2 separate regions of the Mus musculus genome follow, and region 2 is linked to region 1. Evidence: chromatin loops called from intact Hi-C (ENCODE). Cell type or tissue: heart. All regions are shown on one strand.

Region 1 (2,500 bases):
AGGAAAGCTATACCAAAAGGCACCTGAAGGACAGGGCTCAGGTCTGTAACACACCCTCTAAGATGGTAAGAGAGGTCAGCATAGTCAGGGAAGGCATGGGAAGACGAAGGCTTCCTAGCGTCCCTCACTAGTCTGCCATCTCTAAGCTGATAGTTTATCACACAGTGATTCCAGAAACAGCATGATGTAGGACAGCGTCCATTATGCTGAGAGCAAAAACATCTGTAGTTTGGCCTATTCTCAGCATACACCTGTGCCCGTGAGCCTCTTAACTACTTCTATAATTTTCCCTGTATCATTGGCAGGAGGAGATGGGTGGTACCATACTTCCTGACTTTTTCCTGTGTGATCTCTCCTGTTTCTCGAGGAATCAGTATGCAGGTAGGAACCACTATCTATTTTGAATCTCTCTGACTGATAATTGTTTTGTTTTGTTGTTTGTTTTCTCAACAGTCTGTATTCTCAAAGGCAAATGCAACTGAACTCTGAGGGTTGTGGTAGGGGGCTGCCCCTGATCAGCAGAGTTACCCACGTCATCCTAAGTAGGGCCACGTGTTTCAGATCCATCTCTGGGAAATGCTAGGAGTCACCTCTGTGCCTTTATTTAGTTGCCAGTGATCTCACAGGCGAAGTGTCAGTTAGGGAGAATGCCTGAATCATATTTTCCAAGTAAGAAAGTGCAGGTTAAGGAAAGAATACTGTGTAGTTCATGCTAGGAAAATGATGTCATTCTACCTTAATTAAAAAATGTATTTTTTTTAAAAAGAGAAGAATATCACACACAGAATGAAGCAGAGTCCTTGAGTTCTAACACCAGACTCAATCTTCAGTTCTGGCCTACTCCAACCAGACTGCCAGAGCTCCAAGAGACCTTTTAGTTCCAAACTACCCCAGGTTCAGGAAGGGATGTCACCAGTTCACCCCTGGATACACTTGGTTCCTAACACTCCTGCTGGACTCAAAGGGTGGAGTGGGATCGACTCAGGGAAAGAGCCCGTGACAGCCTGAGCCCAGTGTCCTGCAGTGGGTGGTTCCAGGAAATTCCAGGCCAGAGGGCCTAACTGGCTGCTATTTTTAATGTCTATGAAACAAACCCAGGGAGAAACTCAGTTCAGTCAAAGCAAAGCAATCGTCTCAGAGAAGGAAGGGATGGATAATGTGCACCAGTCTCTGTGCCTCTGGGTGAAGCCATGCGTGTGGGCAGCTTATAGCTACAGCATCCCCTAGACAACCACACAACAGTTTATGGCCATACAAGTCTGGGCTGACCCTTAAAACAGCATCTTAACAGAGGAGTGCTATGTTTCCTGGGATTGTATGAGAATAATGGTTTCCTTTGACTGGTCATGCTCCAAAATCTACATTCCAATATGTTGTACCAAACTCTGCAAGTCAGAGTTCTAAAATGAGGCAGCCCTTAAGGGCTCAATTGCTTGATAAATCCAGCAGGATTACTCCAATATCAAAGTTAGGGTTCTCTGAACCAGCCCACATACCATCTGGCATCTCTACATGTCACCCCTGCTTCCTGCTGGCTCCTCCCTCAAAGGACACAGGAAGGTCAAGGGAAAAACAATATCCACATCCCCTCTAATCCTAACATTGCTTCAGAGTCCAGTGCATAGTCTCTGGTCACGTGGATGCCAGTCTAAGGGACAATGTTGTTCCTATAAGACTCACACTCTAGTAGTGTTGTTTATCCAGGTTCCTTCAGGACATCAGAGCCCAGGCTGTGGATGTAGCTGTTAGTAGAGTACTTGCCTAGCATTCAGGAAACACTGGCTTGGTCAGAACATGTCATGAACTGGATATATTGGTGTAGGTCAATTCTAATTCCAGCATTTGGGACATAAAGGCAGGAGGGTCAGTAGTTCAAAGTCATCTTTAGCCACGTAGTGAGTTCCTGGCTATCCCAAGCCACATGAGAGTCTGCCTTAAATCAGTGGATTAATTTGTTTTTTTTTGTTTTGTTTTGTTTTGTTTTGTTTTTAAAGAAAGAAAAGAACATTAAAACATTTCACAGTGTAGAAACTGAACAGAGATGCTCAGGGCTCCTCTATTGGATTATACCTCTATGAAACTTTGTCACAACACTGTGACAAACCCTGTGCCTGTCTGTCTGTCCTACTGTGTCTAAGTCTGGCTCTTGGAATTTATGTGGGCTATAAATGCAGATTGGACTGCAGGTTCTGGGCTGCTGGAGGTTTAGTGTTCCTCTTTTGAAACACTATGGTGTACACACAGACCTGGTAACTGGAGAACTTGGAGGTTTCTCACATTCATTCTCTCTCTCTCTCTCTCTCTCTCTCTCTCTCTCTCTCTCTCTCTCTCTCTCTCTGTGTGTGTGTGTGTGTATGTGTGTGTGTGAGTGTAGCTACATATGGTCAGGAGTCCTTGGACATCAGAAACAAGTGTCAGACCCCCCCCCTGGAAATTACAGACAACTATATGCTGACATAGAGGCTAGAAATCAAACTCTGCTCCTCTGGTGTTTTTAACA
Region 2 (2,500 bases), 230 kb after region 1:
AACTCTTAAGACCAGTTGTCCTGAAATGACTGGACAATGTCCCTGTGGATGTTGTCAAAATGCAGATTCTTATGAACTGGCACACTGGGGTGGGGCAGGGGTGGGGGCTAGGATTTTGCAATTCTAGCCAGATCCCAAGCGAGGTCCCAATTCTTGTGTACAGGCCAGTGGCCAGGGCTAGAAGATCCCTCTGAATTACGAGATATTGTTCAAGAGTCTCATTAAAAGAAAGCCCCATCTAGGCACCCCCAGACTCCATTCCCAAGTTTCCATGTTTCCCTCAGCAGCACATTGCTTGTATTTCGGGACTACAAGGGGCAGGCACAGTTGAGAGTCAGCTCGGCACGAAGCACACAACTCATGCTTTACTGGAAGGTGCTTCCATCTGTCAGGCTCTGATATGTTGAGGCAGGACCACATACATCCTTGGAAAGCTATGAATGTGGCCCAGTATGTCTCAAGATAGCAATGTCCTATTGTCATGTCAAAGGGTTGGACAAAGGATCCTCTGCACATTTTGAACACTGTCAAAAATTAATAACACTGTAGAGCCTGCATAAAAATCTTAACAATAATGACCTCTTTTGTCATTCCCATTCAAAACAACAGCAACAATCATAAAACCCAGGCTCACCCTTTCAAAAACAAAGATTTCAAAAAAAAAAAAAACCCTACTTCCTTAAGTTTATTTTCTGTGACATTCCAGCACTATTGACTAGTTAGTGTTCAGCTGAAATATTTTAGCTTTTGTTAAAATTCTTTTGCTTTGGTTACCTGAAATTTCTGACTAAATACCCAAAGCCAGTGAAAAAGAACGTTTTCTGCTTTTAGTGTTTCTTTTCTGTTTCACATAAGAGTTTGGAAACAACGGTAAGGGCAAAGTTATGATCAGGTTTGGGGAGGAGAATGACAGGAGGGGGGGAATGGAGGGACTGAGAAAGCTGTGGGGGGCTGGAGACTTACAAGCAGAAGAAAACTGGAGGGAAGAAAATACTAAATACTTTAAAAAAAATAAATATCTGGGTCATCTCCAGCCCATGGGGTCAAGGTTTGCCTTCAAGCCTACAGATCAGCAGCACTAGGAGGTGAGGTGAGGGACTGGGGTACTCTGGGATCTCCGCTGTATTTGCCACCTCCGCCCAGTTGTCCAGTATCTACTTGGAAGAAACTGGGCTGTCCTGCTTCAAGTCCTCCCTACCCTCGCTTGTCCTGAGAGGATGGGCTCTTCTCTGGTTATTATACCAGCCAGGGTGCTTTTAAGTTGCCAGAGAACACAGCTGGGAGGCTGGAGAGAGAGAGAGGAGAGGAGAGGTACAGAGCCCGGAAAGACAAAGGCCACCTGGGTCTCTGGAGCAAATCCCTCAGAACTTCTGCAGCGTCCGATCAGTCCTGACGTGCTGCAGCACTACCTCCTTGGCGGAAGATGCGCACTTGTACTCCAGCTCTGCACGAGCAGCGCCCTGCTTCTTGCGCAGGTGACAGAGAAGCGCCAAAAGCGCCACCACCAGGGACAGGCTGGCAATGGAGATGCCAATGAGCACGCCAGAGTGCACTGGCCTTGCAGAAGGGGGACCTGTCGGAGAGCCTGGCGTAGGGCTGACTGGAGGCTCCCCAGAGCCCTCCTCTTCCTTGGTGTCTTCCCTAACAGGGATGGGGTCACAGTCTTTGCTAATCTGACCAGCAAGGGCTGTGTCAGGCCCGCAGATACACTCATAGGAGCCAGGGAAGTTTCGACATTCACTGGTGAAGCATTCGCCTTGACTGCACTCATCAATGTCCGTGCATACGGAACCCTCGTCCAGGATGAAGCCTTCAGGGCATTCACAAACAGTAGGAGAGTTAGGGTCACAGTCTGCTGGGCACGAAGTTTCATTGCAGAACATTTCGCACTTGTGCGGTTCATCCGGCTTGGGTGCGAAGCCTGGAGCGCAGATGCATCGGTAGTCGGTGGGGCTCACTGGCTGGCACTGAAACTCGCAGTTAGATCCGAAACACGGATCCAGAAGCTCCACGCACTCTCCATCCACCAACTCATAGCCATCATAGCAGAAGCATTCGAAGCCGCCCTTGGTGTTAACACAGAGCTGGGGACATGGATTGGGCCCCTGCTTACAGTCATCCACGTCCTCACACCGGTGTCCGTCTGCAGCCAACTGGTAGCCTGTCTCACACATACAGGAGTAAGAGCCTGGCACTTCAGCGTTGCTGACACAAAAATGCTCGCAGAGTTCGTTGCACGATTGAACCACAGGTCTTGCACACGAACGTCCATCGGCCTGCAGGTCCATGTCTCTGGGGCAGAGGCATCTGGGTTCATTCGTGCTCCTATTGCACAAGTACTCACAGCCACCATTCTCCACGCTGCAATTCCAGGCTCCTGTCGCTTCCCAAGCCCAGTGTCCCTCTGAAGTTCCGGGCGGGGCCCTGCACACCAGCTCCAAGCCAAGGGGCTCCACCGCGGCGGAACTGCCTACCGGCAGCGTTTGAAAGTCCGCACCAC

What was found. Peaks named below come from ENCODE experiments on the same cell type or tissue, not always from the same donor. Only the 100,000 strongest peaks of a DNase experiment are listed, where the experiment ranks them.
Region 2: it touches region 1 in a loop (10-fold over the local background); 3 of 42 quality-filtered maps call a loop at or near these places.

The regions. Positions count from the first base shown.
Region 1 is chr2:148,170,298-148,172,797 of GRCm38, forward strand. It overlaps Gm36597 (a long non-coding RNA gene), which reads left to right and starts at 310. Exons shown (of 3, transcript XR_375096.1): 1 at 310-381. In heart, no CTCF peak of the experiment used is centred here; DNase peaks (open chromatin) are centred at 1,004 and 1,564; H3K27ac peaks cover 925 bases.
Region 2 is chr2:148,404,852-148,407,351 of GRCm38, forward strand. Thbd (thrombomodulin) reads right to left here. Exons shown (of 1, transcript NM_009378.3): 1 at 1-2,500. The coding sequence ends at 1,362. Among named protein-coding and RNA genes, the nearest start is that of Thbd, 2.1 kb to the right of the region's middle. In heart, a CTCF peak has its summit at 1,500; a DNase peak (open chromatin) is centred at 1,510; H3K4me3 peaks cover 2,148 bases; H3K27ac peaks cover 1,375 bases; H3K27me3 peaks cover 1,430 bases.